5 separate regions of the Homo sapiens genome follow, and regions 1, 3, 4 and 5 are each linked to region 2. A link is a contact called in ENCODE Hi-C or POLR2A ChIA-PET data. All regions are on one chromosome and are shown on one strand. The core of a region is the stretch at or near the end of the contact, and the rest is flanking DNA. Distances in the headings are between cores, read along the strand shown. Region 1 holds the start of PHOSPHO2-KLHL23 (PHOSPHO2-KLHL23 readthrough). Region 2 holds the start of GORASP2 (golgi reassembly stacking protein 2). Region 3 holds the start of DLX1 (distal-less homeobox 1). Region 4 holds the start of UBR3 (ubiquitin protein ligase E3 component n-recognin 3). Region 5 holds the start of SSB (small RNA binding exonuclease protection factor La).

Region 1 (2,700 bases), core at 159-2,658, 1.2 Mb before region 2:
ACTGTTCTTGTTGATTTTATGGAGGAGAGGATTTCAGGCATAGATCCTATTTCACCATTCTGGCTGATGTCATCCCACTAAATCTTTATAAATTATTTATTTTACTAATAGCTGCACACATCTCTGAACCTCTCTCCAACTTAGCCTTCCCCTAAAAATGGAGATTAAAATTTAGCAGTGAGGCTCAGGTGGAAGCTTTTGAGCTAGTTGCCACAAAACATTATTTAACAACTATTAGGTAAATCTAAACCAGGTAGTGCAGAAATGCATATGCAGGAAAGTGAATGTGTGGGACTAATTGTGCTTTTCCAAAACTGGCCATGTTGGTACTGTTTCTTTCCTTTTACATGGCAAAAGTCCGCTGCTAACCTCATAAAACCTCCACTGCATAAATATCCACTAGTGAAGAATGACTGGCTGTCACTCTGCATCTGGTGCAGGGGGCACTATTGCTACAGAAGCTCGGGCAATGACATGAAGATACTTCAAATTGCCAAAGTTCTAGTTGTCACCATGACAACATTAATTGCTAATTTACAGACGTAAGAAACTGTTGTAGCTAGAATTGATAGAGTTCTTTAGAAGTCTATTTCTATTCCAAAATCAAATTGTTATAACAGGTCACCTGAATTACAGTACTTTATGTCACACGATTTTTTTTTAACTCTCTAAAAGCATTTGACTTAGAGAGAGACCTTATATTTACTTTAGAGAGGAGGAAATGGAGATATTTCCTTCAGAGACTTTTAGTAAAGACCAATCAGCAGGTTTGCAGAAGAGCCAAGCCTCTAAAGAGGTGACTTATATTTCCAAGAGATATTCCAATTCAATCAGTGAATAACAAACTTTAAGCGTGCGGGAAATTTAACAAAACCCAGACTCTCAGAGCTGCAACTGCGCAGTTTTAGGTCAGCTGGGGCTGGGGGTGGGGGTCTCTGATTTCCTATCTTTTCTCCACCCCTATTTCTGTAAACATTCTCCCACCCACTTCCACTCCCCGTTTCCCTCCTTCACCCATTCACCTGAGGGCAAGACGGCCTAACTTCACACAGAGCCCAAAGATGCTTATTGAGGATGCTTTCGACCTGGTGGAGTCCATTTCAAAAGGCAACTGAAGCCCTCATTCGGCATCCTCGCCTCTCACTCCATGCCGGGGGTCCAGAAACAATCCCTGTCCCTGGATAGGTCAGTTTAGCTCACCTGTACTTTCCTTCGCCCGTCCACAGCGCCGTCCAAACCGTACCAGCATCTCTGACGAGGTGTCCATGATGCTCCTAGATCTGGAAAAGTGACTGTGGCGCCAAGCGCCGCGGACGCCAGCCGGTGGAGTTGTTACTCGTACCACGCGGTTGCTTGGCAACGCCGCCGGAAGTGACGCCAGCCGTAGCCGAGGAACAAGGGAGGTGCTGCAGTTGGCGGTCGGGCTAGAGAAGAGAGGCGCCTGCGCTTGCGAGCTGGGCTTGTGAGTGGGGCTGCCGAGAGGGCAGGCGTGGGGCGAGGCCAAAGGACTGAACCCGCAGGAGCGTCACGGGCGCCGGGGCGGCTGCCGACGGCGGGACTGGGTCAGTGAGAAGCCCGTGGGCCCCCGCCCTGCCTGCTACTCCCATCCCCACCTGCGCGCTCCCCATGGGGGACGACCCCCGATTGGGTCCGATGCCTACCCTCGGGGTGGAGCCGGCAGGTGTGTGAGCGCGCGAGGCCTAGGCGTGGTGTGTGCGTCCGCAGATCTCCTCGCGGGTGGAGTGTGAGGAGCAAAGCCCTCCCTTAACTATAAAAACCCGCGGATTCGCTGACATAAACGCTGTTTTTTTAATCCTTTGGTTTCTGAGGCATGGTCAGGACTAGATGGGGCCAAGTTTTTTAAAAATAGGAATGTTAAAACGTAATGATATGCTTAGAATATTTACGTTAGGACCTTTGAGATATTTTAAATTTCTTGGTAAATACATGACCACAGAAATCTGTTAGGAGTAGCTGCGCGTTTGGTTTCAAAAGATGCTTTTCTAACACATTGATGTACAGATAACTTCATTACTAACAAGTTGGCTCTGACGTGTACACATAATGCACCAAATTGGAGTCTCTCAAAATGAAAGAACAAAAAGATTTTTAATAACGAATGTTCTAACACATAGTCGTGCTATTTTTCTTTAGGTTTTCTATCAGATGTTCCACGTAATAATGCTGGTAAGTATGGAATAATTAAGAAAATATTTGAAGACAGAAATTAGTTTGTGCACATACAGCGCTGGTAGGTTTTTGGAACTATACCTTAAAAAGTGTCAAGAACTGGGGGCCAGGCGCGGTGGCTCACGCCTGTAATCCCAGCACTTTGGGAGGCCGAGGCGGGCGGATCACGAGGTCAGGAGATCGAGACCATCCTGGCTAACACGGTGAAACCCTGTCTCTAGCAAAAATACAAAAAAATTAGCCAGGCGTGGTGGCGGGCGCCTGTAGTTCCAGGTACTCTGGAGGCTGAGGCAGGAGAATGGCGTGAACCTGGGAGGCGGAGCTTGCAGTGAGCCGACCATCGTGCCACTGCACTCCAGCCTGGGCGACAGAGCGAGACTCCGTCTCAAAAAAAAAAAAAGTTTCAAGAACTGGGAAGGAACAGAGATTTTTACCCTGTTTGCAGGCTAACTTAGCCTGGCAGTTTCATGGAAGACACAAGACTATTCATTTCAGGAATGAATTACTCCC
Region 2 (2,700 bases), core at 148-2,647:
CTGTCACCACCCAGAGATCACCACTGTAACCCTTGGTTCATATTCTCCTCCCACATCTTCATATGCATACATACATATTAATCTGTATTTTGAGGACATGTTTTTCATTTTGTCTACAGACACATCCCGTCTTGTAACCAGCTTTTAAAAAAGACAATAATTTCCACGTTTCCATGTGAATAACTACTCTTCTAATACTCAGTACATATTCAAATTTCTCCAAATGAACCAAAAATGTCCTTTACGCTTATTTCTCCAAGTTGGCCCCCAACTCAAGCCCTTGCAATGTGTCTCTTGGTTATATTCTTCGGGTTCCTTTTAATCTGGCATAGGCCCTTTCATAGGACTCTGACTCGACAAAGAGAACTGGCCAGCTGTCCTGAAGGAAGGCCCACTTCCTGTATTTGCCTGGTTCCCTGTGGTGTCATTTTACTTGCTCCTCAATTCCCCTTACTTCCTGTAAACATCAAACTCAAGATGCCATAGAGGCAAGTTAACCACCTTGGGCTAGAATACTTCATGGGCGATAGCACGTACTTTACATTGCATCACATAGGAATCCACATAATACCTGGTTGACGCAACATCAGTCCAACTGACCACAAAGCAACTAGGGGTTTCAGAGGGAGTACACGTAAGGGGCAAAAGCAGCAACGGAATACGACAACGGAATAAGCATGAATACGACCTGGCTACCTGAAGGAGGTAGGACGGGGAACCGAGCAGCAGCAGGTGGTGGAATGCCAGGGAAATCCAACCGTGCTTCCCACGCTGGCATCGCTCTGATTATGACCAATCCTCTAATCTTATTCTCACAATTAGGGAGGAAGAAAAAAAAACAAACCCAAACCAAAAAAGAAGTTGGTAGGTGACTCTGTGAGACTACTGTTTTATAAAGGGAGCGTTTCCTTTTATAAAATTTAGCTGAGCAGATGCTAGGCAGCCCACAGGAGGCCACTATTCCCCTCAGCTGTACAGTTTGGGAAAATACCTACACACCCGGAGAACAGAGAGCTTGGTGTGTGTTGAGTTCGCTCCTGTTCATCAGCAGCCCTTTCCCCGCCTCTGGCCACCAGGGGGACCTGCAACCAAGTATGTGTTCTTTCAGGCGAGCGGGAACGCGTCTGCATAAATCTAGTCCAATCCAGGGCCCCGTAGCAAGGCGCCAAAGCTGGGGGAAGCGCATTTCTGTTCTCTCGCGAGCACGACGCGGTGCCTCCCAGTCCTCCTCCGGCCCTCCCTCTCCGCCCTCCCGGCCCGCGAGCGCTCGGGCCCCTTCCAGTGGCTCGCGGCAGGTGGCGCTGTCTGCGGCGTCGCAGCGGCCCGGGCTGCAGCAGAGACGATCTCCCGGCGGGCTGTGCGGCCCGGCTCTCCGGCGGCAGCGAGTGCCACGTCCCAAGTGCTACGCGGAGGATTAGAGCAGGCGGTGCGCTGGGGGCGGGAGCAGCGCGGAGCCCGGCTCGGCCACACCGATCGCCCGCCGCCATGGGCTCCTCGCAAAGCGTCGAGATCCCGGGCGGGGGCACCGAGGGCTACCACGTTCTGCGGGTAAGGGCTCCGACGGCGGCCGGGGAGCTGCGGGCTGGAGGCGGGGCCGGCCGCGGGGAGGCGGAGGCCCCCATGGGCTCCTTCACGGGGCAGCCAGGCCCGATCCCGCGAAGGAGCGGCGGTCGCGGGCGCTGCCTTGGTCGAGGCTGGTTCCGGAGGCCGCTCGCATCCCACCTCCGCGGAGCGCCCTGGGCACGGGGTCCGCGGCTGTAGGAGGACGGGCTGGAGCTGGAGGCGGCTGCCGGCGACTCGGCCAGGGGGCGGCCCTGGGAAGGGGGGACAACCTTGCTCTTTTTCCGCACGGCCTTCTCTCTCCTCCACCCCCCCTCATTTTTAGCTTCCAAAGTTAGGAAGGGCGCGGAGGCAACGTCTCCAAAGTGGTGACTGTGAAGGCAGCCTTTGCGCTTTCCTAGGAGAGGGATCCGGACCCGCAGTCCGGAGGCGGGGCCTGCGGCGGCAGGTGTTAAATCACCTCGGCGCCGGCCGAGTGGCCTGAAAGACCAGCAGGGCAGGAGACGGAAAACCAAATGGCCTGGAAGTAGGTTCGACGGACTTAAACAGACTTGATTTTGACCAGACTTTTCCTTTCCCGTGCCACTCCTGACCCTCCCAAACCTTCTCAAGATTTCCTGGAGTGGGAACTTCCGTTCTGTTCCGATTGCTGAGGGTGTGGTTTAGATTATAAGGTTTAGATCCACAGTGGTAAAGAGGTAGTGCAGAGAAATTTTTTTTAAAAATCGGAGTATATAAAGGAAAACAACCCTAGCTTAACTTCCAGGACGCAGAGAAACATAGTATCTCAAAAGGCGTCAGCTAAGCCCCTACCTATGAACGGCCTGGGCCTGGGTGGTACAAAGCATGTGGTCTTTTCCTCATGGAACCGGGCGACTTTAGAAGTAGCATTGATGGTTGTTTGCTGTGACACCTGTGTGAGTGTTAACATGAACAGTCAACAGAGTGGCCGCAGCGTGTAGCGCCATTTAGGGGTGTAATAGAGTGTCACTCAATATTAGCTCCTCACAGGCAAGAACGTTTTCACTGAAAGTAAGAGAGTGCACTTCCTGGTGCTACCTTCATTTCCTGCCCTGGGTCCCATGTTTTAGGTGAGACACATTCTTAAATTGCCCAGCTGTCTATGTGATAGGGCTGAGA
Region 3 (2,700 bases), core at 132-2,631, 1.2 Mb after region 2:
GAAATAATTATCAACACTTTCTAATTACCTAACAAAGTAATTTGGGATTCACCGTGGGGCTGGCGGGATGGGGAACCAACATCCACTTACAGCCAGGGTGGTGTACGCCACACCGCGAGGGACTGGCTGTATTGGTAGTAGTGGCGATGGGGTGGGGGCTCTTGTGCACTTTTTTGTACCTAGCACCCCAGAAGACAGAAGGAGCAGCGGCAGATCTTGCCTCCACTAGCCCTGCCCCCTAGGCCTGGTGGCGCGCGCTTTGGCCACTGGAGGTGAGGAAGATCCTGGGTGGCAACGAGAGACGTCTACACATAGATAAGGGAGCCTACCACAGGCCTGGGTTTGCTGCGGGTTTCGGTGTCCCCCAGGGACTCCTAAACTCTGGAAGTCGCGCTAGACCTCAGGAGGCCGGAAAATGACCACCTGGCGTCGGTGGCTCCAGCAGATCTGAGCCCCTAGGCCCCCTGGGCTCCACGCTGAGCCGCGCTCTCGGGGCGAGTGAGCCCGGGGCTCTCCGCGCATGGGGAGTGGAGAAGGGAGGGGGAGGAGGAGGAAGGCTGGGAGGGAAAGAGGATGTGTGTGTTGGGGGAGGGGGCGGTGCAGCCGCCTTTCCTGGGAGGAGAAGCGCGGGTTCCTGGCTCTCCACGCGCACTGCTTTAATCAGACCCGTGCAGCCTCGAGCTGGAGTGGCCAGCTGGGCCTGGAGCAATGCGAGCGGGCCCCAGGGAGCGACAGCGGCGTTGGCGCAGCGGCCGAGTGAGTGAGTTCGCAGGGAGGGCCCCTAAGCCCCGACTCCAGGGATGCGGCAGAGCGTACCGGGGAGGCGCGGCCGGATAGGCGCTGCGCTAGGCACAAGGCTCTTAGGAGAACCTCTGTCTGTTGGCCGCCTCGGGCGCCCCCAGTGCGCGACTCCGCGCTCCAGAGGCAGAGGTCAGTCTCCTCCTGAGCCGCCCTAGCTCTGCGCCGAACTGAGTGGCAGCGACGAGAAGCGGTCCCGGGTGTCCGGTGTTAGGGACCGCTGAAGGGTGGGGACAGTGGTAGGGGGGCGGCGGCGCGGAGCCGCTGGTTGGTTCCTGGGGAGGAAAGCGCGCGAGGGAGGCGGGAGGCCGATGAGCCGCGGGCCGCAGGGGCCCCGGCGCAGACGCCGCAGCCCATTGTGCTTCCTGCCCGGCGCGCTCTGTTGCAGAGGAGCCCCGGCCGGGAAGTGTGGATGCGTCTTACCCGAGGCCGGGCCGCCTCGCCCGCTCTAGTCCAGCGGAGCCCGAGCGCCTCGGACCAATCCCCAGTGATTATGCAAGACAGCGGACCAATCAGCTCCGCCAGCTCATGAATATTTATGACCTTCGCTGAGTCAAAGCTTTGAACCGAGTTTGGGGAGCTCAGCAGCATCATGCTTAGACTTTTCAAAGAGACAAACTCCATTTTCTTATGAATGGAAAGTGAAAACCCCTGTTCCGCTTAAATTGGGTTCCTTCCTGTCCTGAGAAACATAGAGACCCCCAAAAGGGAAGCAGAGGAGAGAAAGTCCCACACCCAGACCCCGCGAGAAGAGATGACCATGACCACCATGCCAGAAAGTCTCAACAGCCCCGTGTCGGGCAAGGCGGTGTTTATGGAGTTTGGGCCGCCCAACCAGCAAATGTCTCCTTCTCCCATGTCCCACGGGCACTACTCCATGCACTGTTTACACTCGGCGGGCCATTCGCAGCCCGACGGCGCCTACAGCTCAGCCTCGTCCTTCTCCCGACCGCTGGGCTACCCCTACGTCAACTCGGTCAGCAGCCACGCATCCAGCCCCTACATCAGTTCGGTGCAGTCCTACCCGGGCAGCGCCAGCCTCGCCCAGAGCCGCCTGGAGGACCCAGGTACGTGCGCTTGCCAGGGAGAGGGAGAGGAGGAGGTACAAGGGAGAGAGGGAAAGAAGGAGCGGGGGAGAAGAGGAGAGGGAGAGAGAGAGAAAGAGAAGAGAGGAGAGCGAGGTGGGGTGGGGGTGGGGAGGGCGCGGGAGCAGTGGAGGTTTCGAATATCAATCTATAGATCCTTGTCACAGCAAATAAATTTTTTTAAAAATTCCCTCAATTTGCAACTATCCAGCCAAGGATAAATCCCAGAGCGTCTCCTGGCACTGGCTGGGCCTCTGGGCGGCTCGGTGTGCAGAGCACACAATGCCCCGCTGGAAAACAGAAACCCACATGTGCACGTATTAGTCTCGGTAATTATTTATTGCGTAGCGCTATAAACAATGTATGCAATTAAGGGTAATTAAACCTCAACTACCGCCTGCAAAAATAGCAAACTTTCCCTGCAAAGGCAGGAGCTGAGCTCCTGGGAACGGCTCTATCCCTCCTGCAGCGTCCCGGGACAGGCCCTCGGATTTTGGGGGACCCTTCCCTGGCTTTCAGAGTTTCTTGAACGTTCTCTCCCTGGTGCTGCCTCCGCCACCCTTCGGTAGCCACTCGCTCTCGGCTGTTCGCACTAAAGGCGGCCCCTCGTATTAACAACGGGCCCTACTTCTGCTGTCCCTCCAGGGGCGGACTCGGAGAAGAGCACGGTGGTGGAAGGCGGTGAAGTGCGCTTCAATGGCAAGGGAAAAAAGATCCGTAAACCCAGGACGATTTATTCCAGTTTGCAGTTGCAGGCTTTGAACCGGAGGTTCCAGCAAACTCAGTACCTAGCTCTGCCGGAGAGGGCGGAGCTCGC
Region 4 (2,700 bases), core at 128-2,627, 1.1 Mb before region 2:
CCAGTCTGGTCGACAGTGAGACCCTGTCTCAAAAAAAAAAAAAAAAAAAAGAAAGAAGAAAAGAAAGAGAAAGAGAAAGGTGGCCTACGAAAAGAATGGTTGGATGCTTAGTAATGGGGGAAGCTTTATTATTTTTTCAATTATTTTTAAGACAGGAGGAGACAAATTCTGACAAGAATTGAGCTAATAGAAAGAGAGGGGTTAAAAATGCAAGAGGATATTGGATGGAGTTGGGATCCTGAGAAGGCAGGATCCAGTGGTTAAGTAAAAGGATTGCAGGATTGCGTTTAAGCCTGTGGATGGACACCTCTTTGCATTATTATAGGAAGAAGAAAAAGAGTGAATGGACGATGACGAAGTAGAGAAGTGTCTGAGGCTGCTACTTCTAGGAATAGCAGAATTCAAAGTTATCTGTTATGAGAATCAAATGAGTTAAAACATACAAAGTTTTAGCATGTAAAGTTAATACATAAAGTTTTATTTAGTTTATAATTTAGTGATTCGTAAAATTATTGAGCAAATTTAACTTATCACTGTTATATGATGATCGTGACATACTTAACTCATGTAGAAGACCAGGAATAACCTGTTTTAATTATGTTTCATTCATTTCAAACACAAGGTTATGGATTGGAAACACTCCTGTTCTTCTTTGTTGTTGTTGTTGTTGTTGTTGTTTTTAGAGACGGAGTCTCGCTTTGTCACCCAGGCTGGAGTGCAGTGGCGCGATCTCGGCTCACTACAACCCCCGCCTCCTGGGTTCAAGTGATTCTCCTGCCTCAGCCTCCGGAGTAGCTGGGATTACAGGCGTGCGCCACCATGCCCGGCTAATTTTTGTATTTTTAGTAGAGACAGGGTTTCACCATGTCAGCCAGGCTGATCTCAAACTCCTCACCTCAAGTAATCCGCCTGCCTCGGCCTCCCAAAGTGCTGGGATTACAGGCGTGAGCCACCGCGCCTGGCCTTCTGTTCTTCTTTGGATTGCTTTTCCTACAGTTTTTGTTTTCCTTAAGTTGGGGTTTCATTCTGTCGCCCGCTGGACTTTGATAACAGTAGGAATGTACATCTCAGACAAAATGCAGATGCCTAAAGTACATCTGAAAGATGATGTGAATAATTCCTGTAGTCTATGCAAATAAAGAAATAATTGCCCTTATTAAAGATTTCCTATAAGGTGAGTACTTTATTTCAGTAGCTCTTAACTTAGAAAGTTGGGAGCCTAGCTTGGTCCACAGGCGCCCAGGAGAGAGGGGCGGGAGGAAGGCTCTGCAGCCCGAGGGGGCGTGTGTAGGGGCGGGGCTGCGGGCGGAGGAGCGCGGACGCTCCGGGTATCGCGAGAGTTGGGCGGGCCGAGCAATCGCAGCAGTCTATTCCCTCACTCTCCCTGGAGGAGCCGCTGGCCCTGGACTCTCCAAATTCTGAGCTCTCATCATGGCGGCGGCGGCCGCGGCGGCCGTCGGGGGCCAGCAGCCGTCACAGCCCGAGCTGCCCGCGCCGGGGCTGGCCCTAGACAAGGCGGCCACCGCCGCGCACCTCAAGGCGGCCCTCAGCCGGCCGGACAACCGCGCAGGTGCTGAGGAGCTGCAGGCGCTGCTGGAGCGGGTGCTGAGCGCCGAGCGGCCGCTGGCCGCGGCTGCCGGCGGCGAGGACGCGGCGGCGGCCGGAGGCGGGGGCGGTCCGGGGGCGGCCGAGGAGGAGGCCCTGGAGTGGTGTAAGTGCCTTCTGGCGGGCGGCGGCGGCTACGACGAGTTCTGCGCGGCGGTGCGGGCCTACGATCCCGCGGCGCTCTGCGGCCTGGTCTGGACAGCCAACTTCGTGGCCTACCGCTGCCGGACGTGCGGCATCTCGCCCTGCATGTCGCTGTGCGCCGAGTGCTTCCACCAGGGCGACCACACCGGACACGACTTCAACATGTTCCGCAGCCAGGCCGGGGGCGCCTGCGACTGCGGGGACAGCAACGTGATGCGGGAGAGCGGGTGAGTGGAGCCCTCCCCGCGGGCGAGGCGACCCTGGGCCGGGGACGTCGCGGGAGGGCCTGGAGCGGAGCACTGGGAGCCCACTCTGAGCTGTCAAGGGGAGGGTGCGGGGGAGGGTGCAGCCACAGGGGGATGGAGGTGACTGAGCTGTCAGCGGTGGAAAGGGGGTGGGGAGGAGAAGGAGGGGAGAGGAGAGCGGAGAGCATGTTTAGGAAACCGGGCTGTGAATTTTGGGGAAGCCAGGGTGGGTAAATGATAGCGAGAAAAGAGCCAGTGTATGGGGTAGGAGGGGAGTGAGGGGAAATGATTTTTGGGGAAGCTCGTGTCGAGCTGTCAAGTGTGTACTTGTTGGGAAAGGCTGTAAAGCCTGGTTCTTGGGAAGAGACTTAGGTTGTGATTTGGATTGGCTGGGAGGGGATGTTATTGGGGACCGTATTGGCTCGCGGGATGATGAGAGCTGGGGAGGTGGTCTTGTACGTGCAGGGAAGGACGCTTGAGGAAAAGGTCTTCTGAACTGCCAGTGTGTCTGTCACTGTGAGAGAAGGAGCTCTTGAGGGTTGAGGGAGGAGGGAAGGGGAGGGGCCTGCATGAAAAGTGACTGTTGAGCTGTCAGTGGATTATTTGGTATGCTGGAATGACATTTAGAATTGGGCTACTGAGCAGTCAGTTACAGAATACCCTCCATACCAGGAGAACAAACAAAATACTGAGCGAACCAGGAATC
Region 5 (2,700 bases), core at 135-2,634, 1.1 Mb before region 2:
TTAAGAAAAGAAAAAAGAGCCCAGAGCAGTTTGAACTATGTGAGGTATGCGGAATTTATCAGGCACAGAGAGATATGAGTTTGGGACTTCAGTCATGTCCCTACACCCCTGTATTAGTTAGTTCTCATACTGCAATAAAGACATACCCAAGACTCGGTAATTCATAAAGAAAAGAGGTTTAATTGACTCATAGTTCCGCATGTCTGGGGAGACCTCAGGAAATTTACAATCATGGTGGAAGGGGAAGAGGCATGTCTTACACAGTGGCAGGTGAGAGGGAGCGAGCAAGAGCAGGGAAAACTGCCCTATAAAACCACCAGGAGAACAGCATGGGGGAAACCATCCCCATGATCCAGTCACCTCCCACCCTGTGTGTGGTTCCTCCCCTCCACACTTGGGGATTATGGGGATTACAATTCGAGATGAGATTTGTGTGGGGACACAGAACCAAACTATATCAGTCGCCATGCTTGGGGGGCAATTGTTTCAAGTCACTTTGTCCCTTACTACCTGCTTCATCCATTTTCATGTTCTTCGAATTTGTGATACAAAGAAGAATGTATAGCCAATCAATAGCTTGTTATTGTAATGTAAGTTATCGGTAAACAATTTAGGAACTGCCTCTTCTTTTTTCTTTAAAAGCTACTTGTAAGTGCTGCTAATCAGAGCATATATTCAGGGCAATTTGAATCCATGCTCTCATGTGGCAGTCCTCAAACTTGGCTCAAATAAACTGTCTACTTATATTAATTTTGCCTCAGTTTTTCCCTTTAGGTTGACAATATTGCATCAAGTTGAATACTCACAGCAATTGTATGAACTAGGTAGTATTTATTACCGGCCCTATTTATACCTGAGGAACAGAGAAGTTGAACAACTTGTCCAAGATCACAGTTTCACAGCAGGAGGACCATTATTTGAAGCAGGCAGTCTGATTCCAGACACCCAGTTTTTACACGCTGTACTGTATTGTTTTCAAAACTCTAAGATTTCATGGATCTTTGATTTTTTTTTTAAATTTCACTTGTCCTTTTTTTTTTTTTGAGAACTACTACAACACGATGTGTGTGTGTATTCACACACATTTTTGGAAAATATCTGAAAAAAAACCCAAAGCACTTCACATGAATGGAGGGCCAAAGGAAGGGCTGGGGTACAGACGCCGTCCAGAAATACTTAAAAATAAATGTTTATACTAACACAAACTAGCAGCCATTCCCCTACAACCTGGAGTACTTTTTAACCCAATCTGTTTGGGATTGAGGGCGGGACTCCAGGGTCCCTGGGAGGCCCCGGCAGCCGCGCATGCTCAGAGCACAGGGACCGCTCCACCTCGTCCGTGGCCCTGCCCACCCAGGCCGCAAGAGCTGCCGGGACGGTCCCCATCTTCTTGGAGCGCTTTAGGCTGGCCGGCGGCGCTGGGAGGTGGAGTCGTTGCTGTTGCTGTTTGTGAGCCTGTGGCGCGGCTTCTGTGGGCCGGAACCTTAAAGGTGAGTAACTCTCGGTGGCTAATGAGAAGCTACAAAAGGGTCCGCTTTGCTGGTGCGCGACTGCGCGTTTCCGTTCTTTACTGCTTCTCGCGGCGTCCGTCCGCCCCTCGCCTTCCTCACGTTCAGGCCGAGCGCCGCGTGGGCCGCAGCCGGAGGCGGCGGAGCCGAGGGGGCGCGGGCGGCGGCGAGGCTGCCCCCGCGAGGAATGCGGGATCCTGGGGTTCCCCGCACGTGGCTGGTGCCCAGGCAGTTCCGCGGTTGCTTAGAGACGGGACTGTGGCTGCCCTCATCCCCATTGCGTCTTTTTTTTTTTTTTTTTTTTTTACCTCCACCGCCTTCTAGTCTCACCGAAGGCTTGTGGCCATCTCTGTAAAGTTTCTGGGGAGGTGGGCACGGGGTAAACGCCGGAGGGTTCTGTGGAGCCTATGGGACTGACTGGAGGCCAAAGAACTTTGGGCCGCAGATGTACACCAGCGTCACTCTTTTGGTCTGTTAGGGCCTTCATCGCTCACATCAGGTTTCAGTGTGAAACGGGAAAACGTGGGTAATATTTCATTTACAGTCGTACATTCTGGAAAAGTATCTGATGAAACGCAGTTCCAAAATTAGGCCAAATAGGTTTTGCAGGGTCTAAATAGTTATTTTATTTCATCGTTTGCTTTGTAGGGGGCCCTAGATCACGGTAGTAACTTAGGAGTGTAGATTGTGATAGACAAGACAATGCATAAAATTGAGTAATTTCTCTAGGGGGATGTGGATCACACAGTACCCCGTTGCAAGTGCTTCCTATGTGTATCCATGGTATCGAATGCAATTGCAGTGTGTCAGGGGATGCTTCCAGGAAGTGTACCTACATCAGTTCATAACTAGAGTCAACTAATGGCAATATTCTCGATGATTTGTTCACATAACTTTTGTACAGTTGGGATGACTGGGTGGCTTAGTAGAGTCCTGGAGGCAAGTACTTTGTAAGTAGAAGACTTGGTTTGTAATTTCTAGCAAACTAATAGCACAGCTTCCTTTTTTCATTGCAGTGCTAATGTCAGGAATACGAAACAGGAAACTGGCTATCCAATGTATTAGTAAATTAGTAGGCATACTCCCCAGTTTAATGTTGTGTTAGTATGACCACATTCTCCCATTTTTGTTTTCGTATGTTCCTTAGCATAGAGTATCTAAGGAACTGTAACATTTTTCACCTTAAAGTTAT

What was found. Hi-C counts contacts between places; a loop is a spot of excess contacts on that map. ChIA-PET counts read pairs that join two places held with the same protein, here RNA polymerase II (POLR2A). Pooled maps may share reads with other maps.
Region 1: a map of uterus shows a loop between it and region 2 (9-fold over the local background). The contact joins the promoter of PHOSPHO2-KLHL23 here to the promoter of GORASP2 in region 2. A Hi-C loop is called at or near these places in 3 of 168 maps with a recorded cell type or tissue (CD4-positive, alpha-beta memory T cell, CD8-positive, alpha-beta T cell and uterus) and 10 of 50 pooled maps. POLR2A ChIA-PET finds 5 or more read pairs at or near these places in 2 of 52 experiments (OCI-LY7 and WTC11).
Region 3: a loop to region 2 is called in a map with no recorded cell type, with 4 times the contacts of the local background. The contact joins the promoter of DLX1 here to the promoter of GORASP2 in region 2. A Hi-C loop is called at or near these places in 2 of 168 maps with a recorded cell type or tissue (CD4-positive, alpha-beta memory T cell and ascending aorta), 3 of 37 single-sample maps with no recorded cell type and 5 of 50 pooled maps. POLR2A ChIA-PET finds 5 or more read pairs at or near these places in 3 of 52 experiments (K562, MCF 10A and OCI-LY7).
Region 4: a map of CD8-positive, alpha-beta T cell shows a loop between it and region 2 (7-fold over the local background). The contact joins the promoter of UBR3 here to the promoter of GORASP2 in region 2. A Hi-C loop is called at or near these places in 3 of 168 maps with a recorded cell type or tissue (CD8-positive, alpha-beta T cell and naive thymus-derived CD4-positive, alpha-beta T cell), 3 of 37 single-sample maps with no recorded cell type and 19 of 50 pooled maps. POLR2A ChIA-PET finds 5 or more read pairs at or near these places in 1 of 52 experiments (HEK293).
Region 5: a map of naive thymus-derived CD4-positive, alpha-beta T cell shows a loop between it and region 2 (25-fold over the local background). The contact joins the promoter of SSB here to the promoter of GORASP2 in region 2. A Hi-C loop is called at or near these places in 1 of 168 maps with a recorded cell type or tissue (naive thymus-derived CD4-positive, alpha-beta T cell), 2 of 37 single-sample maps with no recorded cell type and 9 of 50 pooled maps. POLR2A ChIA-PET finds 5 or more read pairs at or near these places in 2 of 52 experiments (CD4-positive, alpha-beta memory T cell and activated CD8-positive, alpha-beta memory T cell).

What each region holds. Positions count from the first base shown.
Region 1 is chr2:169,693,061-169,695,760 of GRCh38, forward strand. PHOSPHO2-KLHL23 (PHOSPHO2-KLHL23 readthrough) reads left to right here and starts at 1,409. Exons shown (of 5, transcript NR_144936.2): 1 at 1,409-1,562; 2 at 2,155-2,187. It overlaps CFAP210 (cilia and flagella associated protein 210), which reads right to left and starts at 1,345. Exons shown (of 9, transcript NM_001085447.2): 1 at 1,201-1,345. The coding sequence starts at 1,267. It overlaps PHOSPHO2 (phosphatase, orphan 2), which reads left to right and starts at 1,409. Exons shown (of 4, transcript NM_001008489.4): 1 at 1,409-1,562; 2 at 2,155-2,187. RefSeq lists an enhancer at 1,128-1,307 and a silencer at 1,438-1,717.
Region 2 is chr2:170,927,856-170,930,555 of GRCh38, forward strand. It overlaps GORASP2 (golgi reassembly stacking protein 2), which reads left to right and starts at 1,398. Exons shown (of 10, transcript NM_015530.5): 1 at 1,398-1,548. The coding sequence starts at 1,486. RefSeq lists a silencer at 1,177-1,876.
Region 3 is chr2:172,084,126-172,086,825 of GRCh38, forward strand. DLX1 (distal-less homeobox 1) reads left to right here and starts at 1,382. Exons shown (of 3, transcript NM_178120.5): 1 at 1,382-1,865; 2 at 2,529-2,700. The coding sequence starts at 1,553. RefSeq lists enhancers at 1-415, 416-1,027, 1,028-1,641, 1,491-1,610, 1,642-2,253 and a silencer at 1,101-1,210.
Region 4 is chr2:169,826,077-169,828,776 of GRCh38, forward strand. UBR3 (ubiquitin protein ligase E3 component n-recognin 3) reads left to right here and starts at 1,378. Exons shown (of 39, transcript NM_172070.4): 1 at 1,378-1,976. The coding sequence starts at 1,432. RefSeq lists silencers at 1,172-1,731, 1,992-2,121.
Region 5 is chr2:169,797,487-169,800,186 of GRCh38, forward strand. SSB (small RNA binding exonuclease protection factor La) reads left to right here and starts at 1,385. Exons shown (of 12, transcript NM_003142.5): 1 at 1,385-1,490. RefSeq lists an enhancer at 1,168-1,668 and a silencer at 1,620-1,819.